Linked DNA regions of Homo sapiens: all the other regions are linked to region 2. A link is a loop called in an ENCODE intact Hi-C map of the cell type or tissue named here. Cell type or tissue: HCT116. All regions are shown on one strand. Each heading gives the region's core, and the rest is flanking DNA. Links, peaks and the distances in the headings are about the cores only. Region 1 overlaps FBRSL1 (fibrosin like 1). Region 2 has its middle 59 kb from the start of MUC8. Region 3 overlaps NOC4L (nucleolar complex associated 4 homolog).

Region 1 (5,000 bases), core at 1-5,000, 110 kb before region 2:
ACCTCTGGTGGGGATCCCTCTGGCCTGCAGGGGCTGCTGAGGTCCCCCACACCCTTGGATCCCTCTGGCTCGAGTGGGTGTTGTGAGGTCTTCAGGACAGAGGTATGGATCACACCAGCTACACACTCAGACCACCAGGGCCTCCCCCAGCAGGAGGGGTGGGGAAACAGGCTCAGGGCTGCTGTAGTGGATGGGGTGGGTCACTGAGCTGGGCAAGTGGGGCTCACAGGGAGGGTCCAGAGCCCCCTGAGGAGTGGGGGGCAGATGCAAAGATCCAACACCCCCTCTGAGGGGCAAGGCAGAGGAAGAAAAGGAGGGCTTTGGGGCCAGCTGACGGCAGTCCTCCACTCTCCCAAATCAATCCACAACCCCCACTGCAGAGTCAGGGAGGACACCCCCTCCCCTTCCCAAGACAGACCCTTGCCGGGGACAGGTCAGCTCCTGAAGGGCCCCAGGATGTCAGGGGACAGAGCCCAAGGCCCTGGGTCCCGATGGGCCCACCCGCCAGCTCCCAGCTGCCAGAGGGGTGGGAGGGCCTTCGTTGCCCTGAGTTTGAGCCTCAGCCCCAGCTGCTGCATTGTGCCCAGAATGTGACTTCCTTCACCAGGGGCTGGCAATTAGAGGACAAACCAAGGCAGCGGCAGTCCCAGGTAATTCCCAGCCTATTTTCCTAACTTGTGGCAACAAGATGGGGAGCCGGGCAGTGAGGCCTTCATTTAAATGATAATGAGATGCCTCAAGTTCCAGTCAGCAGAAACCTCCCCACTGCCCCGCCAGTGCCCATCTCAAGACTCGGCGGCCGTCCGCCTGCCCTCCACCCACAGGCCAGCAGTGCAGGCACAGCGTCCAAGGCTTAACGTTTTGGCCTCTGGGCTCCTGCCAGCTCACTCACCATTTCTTCATTTAAATCTCTCCTAATGGGAAAGTCCTAATGAGTAAAAAATCACGCTTTAACGAAGGCAAAATGCTCATTGCTAAGACAAAGCCTTGGTGGGAAACCGGACCCTAACCAGCGGCTTCCTGGACGCCCTTGTGCAGGGTGCAGCGGGCAGGGGGCCCAGACTCGGACTGGACGCCCTTGTGCAGGGCACAGTGGGCAGGCGGCCCAGACTCGGACTGGACGCCCTTGTGCGGGGCGCAGCGGGCAGGCGGCCCAGACTCGGAGCCTCCGGGCGCGGGCAGCTGGGTACTCACATCGCTGAGCGGGTCCCGGGAGCTGGTGGCTTCGAGGACGCTGTCGTCGTCACTGTCCCGGTCGCCCCCTTTGGACACGGTGACCTTCATCTGGGACAGAGAGAGACACTGTCTCAGGCAAACCCCCACCTCACCGCGTCCGCATCGGGGCCCCCTGGCTAGGGCTACATGCCTGCTCCCGGCACCCCAGCACCCCGGCCCCAGGCGCCCCGACAGCCGCTGGGCGCTTTGGGATGTGACGAGCTGTGGTGGGCTGGGTCCTGGTCTGGGGGCGGGAGCAGCAGCAGGACAGAGCTCTGCACAGCCAGGAATGCCATCCCAGCTGACAGCGCACACACTGATAACACACTCTACCAGGACGGGGAGGACCTACCCAGGACCCACCGGCTCAGTGACACGAGAACCGCCACGTGCTTGGAGCCGCCCCTTCCACAAGCCGCTGACTTTGAAGGCATCCTGGGGGTGCTAGGGACCACAGGCAGGGCCTCCACCCACACCCTGGCTGGTTCGCACCACCCCATCTGGCTGTACAGGGCTATGACCTCCAGGTCGAGCCTCAGTGCCACCCACTGTCCCCTGGCTGTGCCCACAGCACCTCCTTCGGTCGGCTCCATGCCAGAGCAAGCAGCGAGGTGGTGGTGGGACCTGCCTGACCCTGGCCATGGGCCCTTGGGCCACTGCTCGGCCTCCCCGTGCCTCAGTTTCATCACCTGCTGAAGGGAGCACCCATACTCCCTTCACCCCACCCCCACGCCCCACGCCCACCGCCACCACCCCTGACACCAGCCAACATGGGCGCCGATGCGTGCCAGGGCCTGGCCCGGGCGCTTTGCACACACTCACACATTTGCTCACACGGTGGCCCCGAGTAGAAACTATTTTCCTTTACATTTCACGGATGAGAAAACAGAGGCGCAGACAGGTTAAGTGACCATGCAGGGACCAGACCCCGAGCCCTGCATGTATTTACTTTTTTTACTTGGAAATAATTTCAAACCTGCACAAAGCTGAGGGAAGTGAGAGGCCAGAGCTCCTGCTGGCCAGCGCCCAGCAGGGACGCCCCTGCACAGCCAGCGCCCAGACTCACGTGGAAGCCCAGCGGTCTCCCTCTCTGGCCAACTTGGATCTGGAACAATTCTGCACCTTGTAGTGACACGCCCCAGCACATCTGGGCCCCCAGGCCTCGCATGCCAGGGCCCCTGGTGAGGTTCTTTACTTTGAGTCATCCAAGTCAGGAGCACGCCCCAGCCCGGGGAAACCCGTCCCAGGACTGGCTGGTGTGGCTCGCTGCAGCCATGAGCCTGGCTCCCTGCCGACCTTCGGCTCAGCCAGAGGCCCGCTCTGTGCACCTCCTGCAGCAACAGGCCTCCCTGGGTGGCTGACAGGGTGCACACAAGGCAGACGGTGCCAGTGCGAATTAAGGGATGTCACCCAGGCCCCTGAGGTCAAATGCCCCCGGCCCATGAGGTCCATCAAGCCGCACAGTAGCAGGCACCCACACTGGAGGAGGCCCTGGCCGGGCAGGGATGCAGCCCCGAGGAGTCTGAGCCTTACTGGGCGGGAGCCGGGGGCAGGGTGGTGGGCTAGTGACCTGCTCAGCTGCACAGTAGCCCTCACAGGCCCTGGCCAGGCTGCCCGGCTCTTCCTGGCACTGTGGCCTCGGGCAAGCGACTGGCCTGCCCCAGCCTCAGTTTCGGCATCTGTAACTGTAACATTCGGGAACCCTGGCAGGGCCCCTCGGTGCAATGAGGTTTAGGTGGAGGCACGGCCTGTGCAGCAGAGCCCGGGGCCGGCACCTTCCAGGCCACCAGGGGTCACTGTTGTCACCAGCTGGACTCTCACAACCTCTCCTTTCTCACCCCCGGAGCTGGCACCACGGTCCCAGCTGGGCAGCCCTGCCCACCGGGTCCCACACTTGCTGCCCTGCTGGGGCCATCAGGGGTTCTGTCCACCTCTGCAGGAAGCCACGTGTCCCACTCCTAGCGGTTCTCAACGCGGGGTCCCGGGAATGCATCATCGTCTCCCAGAGCCTGCAAGGAATGAGTTTCCAGCCCGCTCCAGGAACCGTGTATCACCGGCCCCCTGGGGAGTCTGACCATTGGCGATGGCCCCATGAGCCCTGCACTCACTTCTAGGGACAGAGGCTCAGGGCAGTACCTGGCAGCGATGGGAAAGGCTGCCACAGGGCTGCTGAGTATAGTGGTGCAGGCTGCTCACTGCCCAAGGACACCTGGCCGATGGGAAGGGAGGTGGGTCGGAAACACCCACACAGCTGAGCCGTGAGGAGTAGGGCACCTCTCTACACTTCACACCCACACAAAAGCCACCTCCGGTCAGGGCTGGGCGCAGATGGAACGCGTCACCCCCATGCCACAGAGGGGCTCGGTGGGCTGCCCTGCGTGTGCTCCTCCCAAACCCGGAGGCCCTGAAAGGTGGCCAGGCCGGTCGTGGGGTGGGGTCTCTTCCCCTTCCTCGGGTGGCCGGTTTTAGCTCTGAAAGTCCCACGTCTCGAAAAACCCTGTAGAACTGGGAATCTGTGTCCTGGTCACCCCACTCTGTCCCCAGGCAGGACCTCAAACAGCCAAGGTGGCTGCCCTCAGCCCAGCCGCTTCTCAGTGCTGCCAGCCACACCAGGGGCCGGGGAGGCCACACGTCCACTCCCAGCAGGAGCTGGAGGGACAAGATCACAGTCCCTGGATGACAAGTCCACGTCTGGGGCCAGAGGGGGCCCCTTTTGCCCTGGAGGGTGGGCAGGAGCTACTGCACCTGTGCCCACCCCAGCCTTGTGGTCTGCCCACCTATCTGTCCACCCGTCCAACCGATGCTTATGGAGCCCTGACGAGCCAGGTACCGTTCTGGGCAGTGAGCAGAGCCGACCCAAGCCCCTGCCCCCCCTAGAGTGACAAAGGAGTGACTGTTCCCAGTGCACACAGAAGGTGGCTCCGTCTGCCAGGCGGCAGGTGCGGGGGGAAAGGCAGCGCAGGCCGGGGAGGGCCCCGGACACAGCTCACTGACGGCACCAACGGCCCAGCACACACACTGCAGCCCTGAGTTGCCCTCCTCACAGGGCACCCTGCTGCTCCACCAAGCCTGTGCTTCCTGGGGTGGGGAAGGAAGGCTGAGTCTGTCCAGTTATGTCAGCAGGTGGGGCGTGCAGCAGGAGCAGGGCAGGAGGAACAGCTCCCTGTGGGCCAGCATGGAGCGCCTGTCAGTTTCTGTGACGTCAGTATCCAAACCAAAGCTGATGGAAGCCACTAACAGTTTAACAGCCGGCTTCAAATTTCCTGAACCCTCAGCAACCTGCTCCTACAAGCTGCACTCCACTGGGCAGCCGCAGACCAGCCGCTGGTGGGACCAGGAGCACTGGGGCCCTGAGGGTTCTGGCAGTAACCGTAGGAACATGGTGGCTCCAGGCGCACAGAGCCCCTCCCCCAAGGTCCCCTCCCCTCACCAACCCCCTCCCTCCACACCGTCCCCCAGCTCCAGGCTGCACGTCCAAAAATCACTGCCTCTGGGTTGCCCACAGAAACATGGTTCCACTGGGAGGCTCGGGCTCAGTCGGGGGCTCAGGTGCGGCCTGGCCTGTCCGGTTCTAGTGCCCTTGAGCTGTCCTGTTGCTGGGAAGGGGCCAGAGAGACGGGAGCCAGCAGTGGCCCCGCCATGCAGCCAGGAAACCCTCTAGGGTGCACGGAGACCCGCAGGCACACACACCACCCCAGGCTGAGGGGCCGCGCCGGCTGCACACAGAGACCCACGCAGACCCACAGGCGCCGGCAGGCTGAGGGGCCACGCTGGCTGCATACACA
Region 2 (6,888 bases), core at 816-5,815:
CCTTTCTTTCTCTCTTTCTCTCTCCTTCTTTCTTTCCTTCCTTCTTTCTTCTCTTTCTTTCTCTCTTTCTCTCTCCTTCCTTCCTTCCTTCTTCTCTTTCTTTCTTTCTTTTTCAGACAGGGTCTTGCTGTGTTGCCCAGGCTGGAGTGCACTGGTGCAATCACAGCTGACAGCAGCCTTGACCTGATCGCTTCAACGATCCTCCCACCTCAGCCTCCCAAGTAGCTGGGACTACAGGCACGTGCCACCACACCTGGCTAGTCATTTATTTTTTGTAGAGATAGGGTTTGACTATGTTGCCCAGGCTGGTCTTGAACTCTTGGGCTCAAGCAATCCTCCCACCTCAGCCTCCCAAAGGGCTGGGATTACAGGTGTGGGCCACCGCACCTGTAATCTTTTTTGATTTTAGATATTTGACTTGTACTTATTCAGTTAAGCATCCCTCATCTGAAAATCCACTCTGAAATGCAAACTCTTCCAATGGGCATTTCATGCATTTCATCCGAGCTCATGCCAGTACGCAAAAAGTTTCAGATTCCGGAGCGTTCTGATTTTGGATTTTTGCAGGAGGGATGCTCTGCCTGTAAGTGCCAGGCAGCCTTCCAGCTGCTGGGGAAGTAGCTGGAAACCAGAGGACAAGTCCCACTGCCTCAGATCCCTGTGGGGACAGAGTAGATGGGAAGCAAAGGTGTGCACGAGACCACGCCAGACACACGGATCGCACGGAGCGAGATCTGGCCGCATGGAGAGCCAGGAGGAGCAGGCGGGGAAGGGCCTGGCGGTGGGAGAGCTCCAAGTGTCTGCAGCAGAGCAGGTGGTGCAGCCACGGCCGGGGCAGCACAGTGAGAGGCCAGAGGGGAAGCTGGGCCGGTCCCGCAGGCTCTGCAGGCCCTGGCTCGGGCTTTCACCTGCAAGCAGGAAGGTGCTGTGGGTCTAAGCACATGAGGTGTTGGTTTCAGCTCCAGCTGGGCAGGAGGCTGGGCCGTGGGAGGAGGGGACAGGCAGGGGACAGGCAGGAGGCTGGGGCGGTGCTGAAATCTGTACCCATTGGCTTTGCCATGCTTCCCACAGAGCTGGGTCCGGCCGTTCCTGACTTTGTGGACCGTGGAGGGGTGACACTGTGGGCTTAGTCCCGCGGCCGGCTCTTGAAAGGCCCAAGGCCTCTGCCTGGTTCTTGGAGCCACTGCACTGCAGGGGTGGCCACTGCCTGAGGATTCTGACCCCGGGACCACTGTGTGGGGGACCTTGGGGAGACCCCCACCAAGCCAGGGAGTGCCCAGCCAGCAACTGGGCCAGTGGTTTCCCACGTCCGGCCCAGTCACCCTCATAGGACACAGCCCTGGCCAGCGGCACAACACGAGAGACCCCAGTGAGGACCCCCCAGCCAGGCCCCCTGAGTCCCTGACCCCAGCACTGTGAACAACGTAGTGGAGGTGTCATTTCAAGCTATTGGCTGTGCTGGGACAGAGGACCCTGATGCAGAGACCGGGACGGTGGCTGGACCACCGTGGGGCTGGGTGGGTGGGAGGCGTTTGGCTTCAGCGTGTGGTCTTGGCAGAGGTAGGTGGGATCTGTCCGTTTCTACCTCCTGCCCACCAGGCCTGGTTCCAGGTTGGTGGCATGGCCACGGCGGGACTCGGGGCCCCGCTGAGCTACTGGTCAGCCTTGGCTGAGAACCCCCTGCCCTGCCTCTTTGGGGCTGCCGCCAGCAAGGGGGTGGGGGGCTCCATGCGGACCCCTGGGTGTTGGGGGCTGGCAGGGGTGGGCCAAGGCAGTAGCACTAGGCAGCAAGGGAGCGTCAGGGCCCCGGGCTATAATCCCTCAGGGGCCATTCTGCGCCCTCTGGCCTTGACCCCCGGGGTGTGGGGCCCTTCCCACACTGGGTGCTGCCGGCCATCAGTCTTTTTAGAGGCCTCTCCTGCTGTAGGAGCCCACTGTGGGGTGGGGAGGGAGGACCCTCTGCTGCCCCCCTCCCTCTAGGGATGAGGTCTAAACTCCAGAGACCTGACCGGGCCCCCTCCCTTCCTCTCTCGGCCTGAGCTCTCCTTCCTCAGGGTCTGCTGGATTTGAGTGGGGGTCTCAGGCTGGGGGCACTGGCTGCGTCTGTGGCCTGTTGTCCAGCAGAAGGCTCTGTCCGGGATCGGGAAGTGGCAACGCGTTCCTCAAACCACAGACAGTCGTGTTTCCAGAGACGGCTGCCGCCGTGTCCCCACGTGCTCCTCCAAACCTCAGAACCCGGGACCTGCACCCCTCCCCACATCTGGAGATGGCCCCTGCCCTGGCTCGAAGCTGGGTGGGCTGTGGCTCACCTGTAACCAAGAATCCTTCTCACTCGCGAGGATGGGGTGGGCTGTTACTAAGTTCCAGGTGGCTCGTTAGGCAGCCGGGAGCCGGGACACTCGGATCCCCCGGGCATGGGGGCCTCTCTGGGAGGCCAGGACAGAGTTGCTGACCAGGTTTCCAGGGCTCTGGGGCCAGGCTGCTAGGGCGGTCCTGCCTGGGAAGGCCACCCACCTGCCCCGAGCTGGCCTTAATCATTAGGCTGGCCTGACGTCCTTTTAGAGAACAGCTCAAGCCGTGCTGGGAGCCAGTCAGCGGCGGTCATGAGAGCAGCCATTTGCACTTGGCAAACTTGGAGTGGCGCAATGAATACGTCCTCTCCTTGAAAAGGCCAGGGCACCTCACTGAGCTCTGGCCTTGGGTCAAATATAACTTAAGCTGCAGAAAAGGGAAAACGATGGGAAGTGAGTCTATTTTCTTCTCTGGACACTCCTGCCTGGTCCCCAGAGACGCCACCGTGACCAGGTTCTCACATGTGACAGCCCTGCAGCCCCGTCCTCCAGTGGGGTGGGAGCCGTGCCCTCCCCAGCCTGGCTGTGGCCGTGACTTTGGGAGAGGGTCCCGGGTGTGTGTTTGCTACAGTGAGGGCAAGGGGCCCCTGACTTCCTGGGGGAGGGGACATCCTTCACCAGAGGCCACCACAGCCGACCTTCCGCACTGTCCTTGCAGGGGCCTGGTGGGGAGCCTGGACAAATGGCCGTGTCACCCTCTGCAGCCTGAGGATGGGGCGGCAGCTCCGCCGGCCCCAGGACACTTGCCAGGACCCCAGGGCACGGGAGACGGAGCTGGTGGTGTGGCTCATCCGAGAGGGAGCTGCTGCCTCAGGGCTATGGGACGGGACACCCTTGGCAGAGGGTGGAGAGGTGCAGGGCCAGGAGAGCACCAGGAGTCTGTACCCGTAGAGCTGGGGAAGCACTTTGGGCAGGGACAGATCCTGAGGCGGTTCTCAGGCAGAGGCCTAGCTGCCGGGGTGGGGAGGGGGGTACACCTGGGACCGGGCTTCTCCAGCTGGGGTCCCTCAACAGCAGCATCCACGTCACCTGGGAGCACGTCAGGAATGCAGACTCCCTGGCCCCACCAGCCTTGAGCCAGCCTCGGGGAGCCCCATGCCAGGTGTAGAGACCCCGACCATGCCAGGTGTGTGTGGGGGCATCCTCGGGCCCCTGGGGCTGAGTGACTCTGCCAGGGGCCGTGGGCGGAGCCGCAGCGCTGCCTGAGAGCTCGGGGCCCACCCTGCTCCTGGATTCTGCCCCAGTTCCGGATCCCAGGGCTCCTGGCGACGGCTCTGGCACAGAGCGGAGCAAGAGAGACCCCTAGTGGCCAGAGGGTCAGTCCCGTCCTCCAGCCACCAGGACGGGCACCACGCCCTTCCCAGAACTGTCCCTGTGCCAGGGGTGCAGGTGCCGAGGCCCAGGCCCTTCTCTCTGCTGGAGGAGAAATCACAGAGACTCAACCTCAGGGAAACTGGGTCCTGGCCCCAGACCCACGGGGGCCCCGGGTTGTGCATGGCGGCCGTGAAACGAGGGGAGAGCCTCACCCACGCCTGGTCGGGGGTGCTCCACAGCTCCCTGGGGTGGGGCAGGGCTCCCCAGACCCCGGGCCTCCTCCCGGCTCCCACAGCCTCTGCCCTGCCCTGCGTGCGACCCGGGCCTAGGTGGGGTCTGCCTCCTGCCTGGGTCTCCAGGGGCTCTGTGACCTGCTGTTCCCTGCACGCCGGCACCTTCAAGCCCCAGAACACACCTTCTCCTGGAAGCTGTCACCTGCTCTGTACGCCGGGACAGGCCTGCAGGGCGGGACCCCAGCTACTGGCCTTCCCCCGAAGGTGGCTGGATTTCAACACTCGCTCCCACTTCCGAAGCCAGAGCGTGGAGCCCAGAAACAGCGGCTTGCAGAGGGATGGACCACCGCAGCCTGGACGGAGGCCCCAGACCCTCCACTCCACTGTGGTCGCTGGAGGAGCCCCCGGTTGAGGGATAGTGTAGAAACCTCAGCCAGTGTCCTTCGAAATCACCGAGCACGGGGCGGCAGCTGGGACAGGGTGTGGCGGGTCCCGGGCTGCAGGGAGGGCCCTTGGGGGAAGCGCCTTGGTGGGGGGAGACCCTGAGGTCTTCCCGGGAGCTGAGGTGGGAACACTGGAGGGGCCTCCGGGGCGCCTGCCGCAGGAGGACGTCCAGGTGCGTGGACGCAGAGACTCCCGTGGGCTGGGGTCGCGGTTCTGAGCTGCAGGACCCCAGGTACCCACTAGAGGGTAGCAGCGCTCTGTGGCCCTGGACCACCGACCACAGCCCACTCCGGAGAGCAGGGCCAGGACGGGGCAGGAGCTGGGTTACCCTCCGGAGTCAGCAAGGGTGGGCAGGCAGCCCCTCACCAGCCTCTTAGGCTCCTGATACCTGACAGGACTGGCAAGAAGGCCGCCAGGACGACCTGCCGTACCCTCAGCGCCCGGCACAGACAGGGCTGTGGTCTCTGGGCCAGAAACCCCAGGTCCTGGTGCTGGAGCCCAGCTTGTCTTCTGGGAACCTCCTGCTGCTCTGGAACCTCAACGTCCTAAAACAGCCCAGGCAGCTCTGCAGGACAGCCTACAGTGGTTAACATGGCACCCCCAGACCCCCACTGACACCCCAGACCCCCACTGACACCTCAGACCCCCACTGACACCCCCAGGCCCCCACTGACACCCCAGACCCCACTGACACCCCAGGCCCCACTGACAACCCCAGGCCCCCACTGACACCCCAGGCCCCACTGACACCCCAGACCCCACTGATATCCCAGGCCCCACTGACATCCCAGGCCCCACTGACACCCCAGACCCCACTGATATCCCAGGCCCCACTGACATCCCAGGCCCCACTGACATCCCAGGCCCCCACTGACATCCCAGGCCCCACTGACATCCCAGGCCCCCACTGACACCCCAGGCCCCACTGACACCCCAGGCCCCACTGACATCCCAGGCCCCACTGACATCCCAGGCCCCCACTGACACCCCCAGACCCCCACTGACACCTCAGATCCCACTGACATCCCAGGCCCCACTGACACCCCAGGCCCCACTGACACCCCAGGCCCCCACTGACACCCCAGACCCCACTGACATCCCAGGCCCCACTGACACCCCAGGCCCCACTGACACCCCAGACCCCACTGACATCCCAGGCCCCCACTGACATCCCAGACCCCACTGACATCCCAGACCCCACTGACACCCCAGGCCCCACTGACACCCCAGGCCCCACTGACATCCCAGGCCCCCACTGACATCCCAGGCCCCACTGACATCCCAGGCCCCCACTGACACCCCAGGCCCCACTGACACCCCAGGCCCCACTGACATCCCAGGCCCCACTGACATCCCAGGCCCCCACTGACACCCCCAGACCCCCACTGACACCTCAGATCCCACTGACATCCTAGGCCCCACTGACACCCCAGGCCCCACTGACACCCCAGGCCCCCACTGACACCCCAGACCCCACTGACATCCCAGGCCCCACTGACACCCCAGGCCCCACTGACACCCCAGACCCCACTGACATCCCAGGCCCCCACTGACATCCCAGACCCCACTGACATCCCAGACCCCACTGACACCCCAGATCCCACTGACACCCCAGGCCCCACTGACACCCCAGACCCCACTGACACCCCAGACCCCACTGACATCCCAGACCCCACTGACACCCCAGACCCCACTGACACCCCAGATCCCACTGACACCCCAGACCCCACTGACACCCCAGATCCCACTGACACCTCAGACCCCACTGACACCCCAGATCCCACTGACACCCCAGACCCCACTGACACCCCAGACCCCACTGACATCCCAGGCCCCCACTGACATCCCAGACCCCACTGACACCCCAGGCCCCACTGACACCCCAGGCCCCACTGACATCCCAGGCCCCACTGACACCCCAGATCCCACTGACACCCCAGGCCCCACTGACACCCCAGACCCCACTGACACCCCAGACCCCACTGACACCCCAGATCCCACTGACACCTCAGACCCCACTGACACCCCAGATCCCACTGACACCTCAGACCCCACTGACACCCCAGATCCCACTGACACCCCAGACCCCACTGACATCCCAGACCCCACTGACACCCCAGACCCCACTGACACCCCAGGCCCCACTGACATCCCAGGCCCCCACTGACACCCCAGACCCCAGTCGGACACCCATGCACCCCTTGACTGACACCCTCAGACCCCCAGCCAGACACCCCCAGACCCTGTGGCCCACATCCCAGACCCCCTGGCCCCCAGACTCCCCAGCAGGAAACCTCAGACCCCCTGGCCGACACCGCAGACCCCCTTGCCCACACCCCTAGCCTTCTTGGCTGTCACCCCCAGACCCTGTGACCCCCGGCTGGACTCCCCCAGATCCCATAGCCAATACCCCAGACCCTCTGGTCAGTGGAACTGACTGGCCAAGCCCTGTCCGAGGAGGCAGTTCCTCCCAAGCTGCTCCTTTCCACAGTCAGGGCCGGCCAGGGCAGAGCCTGGCGTCCACATCCCTCCTCCACTCACCACAC
Region 3 (6,888 bases), core at 1,051-6,050, 260 kb after region 2:
GTGTGTGTAGTGTGTGTGTAATGGTGTGTGCGTGTAGTGGTGTGTGTAGTGTGTGTAATGCTGTGTGTGTGTAGTGGTGTGTGTAGTGTGTGCGTGTAGTGGTGTGTGTAGTGTGTGTAATGGTGTGTGTGTAGTGGTGTATGTGTAGTGTGTGCATAGTGGAGTGTGTAGTGTGTGTAATGTGTGTAGTGTGTGTGTAGTGGTGTAGTGTGTGCCTGTAGTGTGTGTAGTGTGTGTGTAGCGTAATGTGTGTGTAGTGGTGTGTATGTGTGTGCATAGTGGTGTGTGTAGTGTGTAATGGTGTGTGTGTAGTGGTGTGTGTGTAGTGTGTAGTGGTGCGTGTGTGTAGTGGTGCGTGTGTAGTGGTGTGTGTAGTGGTTGTGTGTAGTGTGTGTAGTGGTGTGTGTAGTGTGTGCGTGTAGTGGTGTGTGTAGTGTGTGTGTAGTGGTTGTGTGTTGTGTGTAGTGGTGTGTGTAGTGTGTAGTGGCGTGTAGTGGTGTGTGTAGTGGTGTATGCAGTGGTGTGTATGCAGTGGTGTGTAGTGGTGTGTGTGTAGTGTGTGTAGTGTGTGTGTGTAGTGGTGTGTGTAGTGTGTGTGTAGTGGTGTGTGTAGTGTGTGTAGTGGTTTGTATGTTGTGTGTGTAGTGTGTGTACTGTGCGTGTAGTGTGTGTAGTGGTGTGTGTAGTGGTGTGTGTAGTGGTGTATGTAGTGGTGTGTGTGTAGTGGTGTGTGTAGTGGTTGTGTGTAGTGTGTAGTGGTACGTGTAGTGGTTGTGTGTGTAGTGTGTGCGTGTAGTGTGTGTGTAGTGGTTGTGTGTGTAGTGTGTGTAGTGTGTGTAGTGTGTGTAGTGGTGTATGTAGTGTGTATGCAGTGGTGTGTGTGTAGTGGTGTGTGTAGTGTAGTGTGTGTAATGGTGTGTGTGGTGTGTGTGTGGTGTGTGTAGTGTGCGTGTAGTGGTTTGTATGTAGTGTGTGTGTAGTGGTGTGTGTACTGTGTGCGTGTAGTGTGTAGCGGTGTGTGTGTAGTGGTGTATGCAGTGTGTGTGTGTAGTGGTGTGTGTAGTGTGTGCGTGTAGTGTGTGTAGTGGTGTGTGTAGTGGTATGTAGTGTGTAGTGGTGTGTGTAGTGGTTTGTATGTAGTGTGTGTGTAGTGGTGTGTGTAGTGGTATATGTAGTGGTGTGTGTAGTGTGCGTGTAGTGGTGTGTGTGTGTAGTGTGTGTAGTGGTTTGTATGTAGTGTGTAGTGGTGTGTGTACTGTGTGTGTAGTATGTGTAGTGGTGTGTGTAGTGGTGTATGTAGTGTGTGTGTAGTGGTGTGTGTAGTGTGTGCGTGTAGTGGTGTGTGTGTGTAGTGTGTGTAGTGGTTTGTATGTAGTGTGTAGTGGTGTGTGTACTGTGCGTGTAGTGTGAGTAGTGGTGTGTGTAGTGGTGTATCTAGTGTGTGTAGTGGTGTGTGTGTGTAGTGGTGTGTGTAGTGTGTGTAGTGGTGTGTGTACTGTGTGCGTGTAGTGTGTGTAGTGGTGTGTGTACTGTGTGCGTGTAGTGTGTGTAGTGGTGTGTGTAGTGGTGTAGTGTGTGTAGTGTGTGTGTGTAGTGGTGTGTGTAGTGTGTGTAGTGGTGTGTGTAGTGGTGTATCTAGTGTGTGTAGTGGTGTGTATGTAGCGGTGTGTGTCATGTTGCATGGTGAGCTCTAACGACCCCAGCCCCCAACACCCAACTCTACCTCCTGCCACCCGGAGTGCAGGCGAGCCGTCCCCACCAAGTCCACACTGCAGGTTCACGAGCGAAATCAGTGCTGCTGCAGTTCCACACCGCTACGTTCTGAAGTCACTTTCTGAGCATAGACCCTGGCAGCACACTCTGCAGATGGGACAACTGAGGCCTGGGGCCGTGCCACCCTCCCAGCCGGGAGTGGAGCCCGCGCCGTTGGAGACCGGCATGGCCTTCACCGTGGGCTGCTGGCCCCAGTGGGGGAAGACCCAGACACCGCAGGGAACGGACACGCTCCTCGCTGTCCAGCGGGAATCGCTTACCGCCGGGGCCTTCGCCACAGCTCCCAGCACGACCGACGCTCGGGAAACGACTGCTGATTCTCCGCAGCTGATTTCCTCAACGCCAATTAAACGCTCCAGCGTCCCTTATCGCCGGAACGCGCGCTCCACAGCTCTTCAGCTATCCCTCATTACGGATGTAGCTGTGACTTCACTGTCCGGCAGCCGCGTTCATTTCCTGAAGGGAGACCCGGAATCGGGGGACGGGAGGAGAGGGAGAGACAAGACAGAGAGGGAGCGGGGGAAGCACAGGGGGAGAGAGGCCCCACTGGTGCGGCGCTGTTCTCCGTGTGCAGTGAGGACACCGCCGGGTACACGCAGGTGCCGGCTGGGTATTGGCCTCATAGGTGATTGAAGGGGCCCCTGGAATTTCTCTAAGATTCTGGAACTGACGGTGTCTCAGTCCGTCTGCACCACTGTTACAGGTTACCTGAGAGCAGGTAACTTCTAAAAAGTGACACTGTCTTCTCTCCAGTTCCGCAGGCCGGGAAGTCCAGGATGAAGGCACCAGCCTCTAGCGAGGGCCTCCTGGCTGCGCCCAACCTGACAGGAGGCCAAAGGCCAGAGAGCAGCCGGCTCAGCACCACGTGAAGAATCCACTTTTACAAAGGCCTGAATCCCATTAACAAGGATGGCGCCCTTGCGGACGAGGCACTCCTAACACCGCCTGGTGGGCAGCACCTGGATCTGGGAGGGCAGGCGCTCCTCCACAGCACAGGGGACGTCCCCGTGCTCTCGGGGATGGCGGCAACACCTGTATTTCAGAGGGCATGCGCTCCTCGGGGGCAGCACCTGGATCTCGGAGAGCACACGCTCCTCCACAGCACAGGGGACGTCCCCGTGCTCTCAGAGATGGGGGTCACCAGCCAGGGAGAGGGGACCTCAGGCGGTGAAGGAGGTCCCTGTTCATGCCCGGCTCATGCGGGGAACACAGGGAGCAGAGGACCGAACACGGTTACGTGGAGGTTGCTAGACACAGAGCCCCTCTGACGACAGAATCCAAGCCTGGCTGACTCGGAGGCGCTTTCACTCTCCTCCTGGCCTCGCCCATCATCCGAGATCCGCCTAACAGCCCAGCACAAACCCTCCGTGATGTCAGGAGGGAGGCCCTGGCTGAATCCGAGCAGGAAATACTGCAGACCCCGGCGAGGTGAAACCTAGCAGGGCAGCTCGGGCGCTGCAGGCCTGGGCAAGGCTGCAGCGGCCTCTGGTGGCCGCATGAGCTCAGGATGCCAGCACCTAGGCCCAGCCCTGCCCCAGGAGCCCAAGGAGGGCGGGGAGGGGGGCCAGGGCTCTGGAGCGTACCCGGTGTGACAGGCTGCCTGGGACACAGCAAGAGGACGGGCCCTGTCTGCCCTGCTGCAGCGGGAGTGCTGAGAGGGCTCGGGCGGGACAGCATGAAGAGTGGGGAAGGAGGGGCGCCTGTGCAGGACTACCACGCACGGGGTACCAGGGAAGGCCTCCCGGGGGGACGGGGACGGGACGTTCAAACCAGGGCAACACAGGGAAAAGCGGCAGAGGCCACAGCTGTGGCTGGTGCAAAGGCCCTGGGGCAGGAGCCAGTTCACTTGAGGAGCCCGCTGGGGCAGAGGGAAGCAGCCAGGGGGATGCTGGGAGCAGAGGCAACATCTCCACCATCACTCTGCCCCCCAAAACCCCGCTGGGCACACGGAGGGTCCCGGCCAATGCTGGGCCGGCAGGGTGACACCCCCAAGCCACGGCCAAGGCACTCCCCGCCCTCCCCAGCCACACCCACGCGCACCAAGCTCTGTTCCAGTGCCCCATCCCACCCTGTCCTCGAATAAGCAGACTGTCAAAAGGAAACTGGGGGTCACTGTGTAGACAGAAAACCTAGTTTGTTTGGTATAAATTTGGTTCCCTAAAAATAAACACCCCGATAACAAGGCTGTGCTGCAGCCGGACCAGCGCCTCCCACAGCGGGGGAAACTCCACTGCAGCTGGACCAGGGCCTCCCACGGGGGTGGGGGCAGGGAACTCCAGAGGGGCCCAGGCACTGCCTGTAACTCTACGCAGCATCTACCCGGAACTCTACGCAGTATCCACCCGGGGCCTCTACACAGCACCCACCCGGAATTCTACGCACCATCCACCCAGAACTCCACGCGGCATCCACCCGGGGCCTCGCGGGGCTCCCAGAACGAAGGCCAGATCGGCAGGACACAGCCAGCGTGGGATGCTGACACTCACAGGAACCCCCGACTCACACCAACCCCCCACTGACACCAACACCCCCCACTCAAACCAACCTCCCATTCACACTAATCCTAACCCACCCCCCACACACACCACCCCCCCATTCACACCAACTCTCCCCTCACACCAACACCCCCACTCACAACCAAACTCCCCCCAGTCACACTGACCCCCCACTCACACCACCTCCCCTCACTCCCACACACACCATACCCGTCTACACCACCATACACCTCCCACCACAACTGACCCAGGCAGAGAGAACCCCCCCAACCCTGCTCCCTCCCAGGTGTCTGGAGTGTAACCTCAGCAGAGGCCCCGAGCTCTGCCAACAGGGAGGTCACTGGGGCCAGGGGATGAGGGAGGCTGGGTGACCGGTGACACTGGTGGGCCGGAGGCCCTGGGAAAGACCACGCCTCAGGTTCCCCACCATCCCCTCCCAGGCTGTGGAGTCGGCAGGGGCCTCGCTTTGCCATGTGCCTGGTGGGCTCAGGCAGATGTGAGGCCCTCGGCCTGGCAGAGGCATCCAGCCGCCCCAGTCCACACTCCCTGAGCCTTTCTCCTGCAAAAACATTTATTCACAGGTGGGCTGGGGTCAGCTGAGATTTATTCACAGGTGGGCCAGGGTCAGCTGAGCGTGAAGTGCTGGGCACAGAGTTCACCCGGCCGTCCCAGCAGGCCCTGGGCTGGGATAAACTCCAGTGGCACCGGCTCGGGCCCCTTCTTCTTCAGGTCCCGCTCAAAGATCTGCAAAGCACAAAGCACGGCGGCTCTCAGGCTTGGCTCAGCGCCCCGTGGCCCAGACCCTCGCACCCTGGCCCAGTTCCGCACCTCGTAGGCCGTGAGCTCCAGCAGTGGCGCGATGCTGACCTCAGGCATGGACAGGGCCTGGTTGATGACGCTGGCGGCTTTGGACACCTCAGGGTGGTAGTGGCGCTGGAGGGCCTGGGGCAGTAGGGCCGTTAAGAGGCAGCTGCCCCAGGCCCCCGCCCTGTGCCCCCAGCCATGGCCTCCCTGTGCTCCCAACCAGAGTGGGCGGGGTCGGGACGGAGCCACGTGAGAAGGCCAAGCACCCAGCACCCACAAACCCAGGTGGCCAGCTGGGGACGCAACATGAGGCTATGCGGGAGGTGGCACGGGGAGCTGGGCTTTCTGAGGGGCCGAAGGATGGCTCGGGAGGCCCCAGGGTGTGGCAGCAGCGCCCTCACCTGAAGCTCCCACAGGGAGCTCTCCAAGGCCCGGCTCTGGGCTGGGTCCTCCTCTCCAGGGTCGTAGGGGTCGGCGTCCAACTCTAGGAATGAGACGTGGGCCCTTGTCTGCCGTCCACAGCACCAGGCACCCCCGCCCCAGCTCCAGCCCAGCCTCCGAGGGCCCCGCAACTCACCAGGGCCGTGTGGACGGTGCACGAGGACCCGGCAGGCAGGGTGCCGGCGCAGCAGGTTACAGATGAAAGGCAGGACCATGAGCAGGGCCTCAGGGGGAGCCGTCAGGGCCAGGCGGGCCAGCCGCTTGGCGAAGGCGGCCACCAGGTAGGCGGGGAGGTGGCTGGGCAGGGCAGTGGTTGTGAGACAGGGCCCGGACTGCTAGCCCCCACCACCCTCCCCTGGCCCCAGGCTGCAGCCGCACAGAGCAGGGCAGAGCCAGGTGCCCTGGTACTCACGAGGAGGACAGGAAGAGGTCAGCCAGGTGGAAGAAGCGGGCGCGGTACTTGACGTGAAAGACAGAGGGGTCCAAGAGGCCGTAGAGCTTCCGGTAGAAGTCAGGGTACTCCCTGCGGGCCGGGGGGAAGGAGCAGCGGATGGAGCAGGGCCCGGGAACTGAGGCCTCCAAGGCCAGGGTCTCACTCGGCGCCCCTTCCTCCCGCCCAGGGACTCCAACACCATGGCCTGTGAGGAAAGCGGGGACCCCGTGGGGCAGGGTGGGAAGGGGACAGAGGAGCAGGGCTGGGCAGACTGGGAAGAAGACCTGCACCCCTGGTGACACTCACAGGTTGTGTTTGTGAATCAAGATGAACAGCCCGTTCAAGGCCAAGAGGCTGAGGGCCCCCCCTGCAGACAGACAGACACAGGCTGGAGCTGCAGTGACCTCGCTCCCACCCTACCCCCTGCCCACACTGAGTGTAAGTCTGTGGAGTGTGGCCTCTGCCCCTGCTGTCCCCTCCCACAGCCCCCACGGACACAAAGCTGGAGACCACATGCAGGGCAGGGGAGTGGGGGGTGGAGGCAGTGGGATCGGGGAAGAGGTGCTGCGGGGTGGGGGTTGGGGGTGTGAGCGAGGCGGCGGCACTCACCGAGGGGATTAGGGGTGTGGTGTGAGCGAGGCGGCGGCACTCACCGAGGGGATTAGGGGTGTGGTATGAGCGAGGCGGCGGCACTCACCGAGGGGATTAGGGGTGTGGTATGAGCGAGGCGGCGGCACTCACCGAGGGGATTAGGGGTGTGGTATGAGCGAGGCGGCGGCACTCACCGAGGGGATTAGGGGTGTGGTGTGAGCGAGGCGGCGGCACTCACCGAGGGGATTAGGGGTGTGGTGTGAGCGAGGCGGCGGCACTCACCGAGGGGATTAGGGGTGTGGTGTGAGCGAGGCGGCGGCACTCACCGAGGGGATTAGGGGTGTGGTGTGA

The links. Peaks named below come from ENCODE experiments on the same cell type or tissue, not always from the same donor. Only the 100,000 strongest peaks of a DNase experiment are listed, where the experiment ranks them.
Region 1: it touches region 2 in a loop (13-fold over the local background); 97 of 110 quality-filtered maps call a loop at or near these places.
Region 3: a loop joins it to region 2, with 20 times the contacts of the local background. A loop is called at or near these places in 56 of 110 quality-filtered maps.

What each region holds. Positions count from the first base shown.
Region 1 is chr12:132,522,018-132,527,017 of GRCh38, reverse strand. It overlaps FBRSL1 (fibrosin like 1), which reads right to left. Exons shown (of 19, transcript NM_001367871.1): 3 at 1,195-1,284. Among named protein-coding and RNA genes, the nearest start is that of FBRSL1, 34 kb to the right of the region's middle. In HCT116, for the core only: a CTCF peak has its summit at 2,988 (motif pointing right); a DNase peak (open chromatin) is centred at 3,021.
Region 2 is chr12:132,411,856-132,418,743 of GRCh38, reverse strand. No RefSeq gene overlaps it. Among named protein-coding and RNA genes, the nearest start is that of MUC8, 59 kb to the left of the region's middle. RefSeq lists a silencer at 3,663-3,801. In HCT116, for the core only: CTCF peaks have their summits at 3,466, 3,667 (motif pointing left) and 4,566 (motif pointing right); a DNase peak (open chromatin) is centred at 3,643; H3K4me3 peaks cover 324 bases; H3K27ac peaks cover 241 bases.
Region 3 is chr12:132,150,406-132,157,293 of GRCh38, reverse strand. NOC4L (nucleolar complex associated 4 homolog) reads right to left here. Exons shown (of 15, transcript NM_024078.3): 10 at 6,253-6,313; 11 at 5,926-6,036; 12 at 5,650-5,810; 13 at 5,474-5,556; 14 at 5,097-5,210; 15 at 4,826-5,012. The coding sequence ends at 4,893. Among named protein-coding and RNA genes, the nearest start is that of NOC4L, 9.4 kb to the right of the region's middle. RefSeq lists an enhancer at 2,518-3,018. In HCT116, for the core only: a CTCF peak has its summit at 3,258 (motif pointing left); a DNase peak (open chromatin) is centred at 3,256.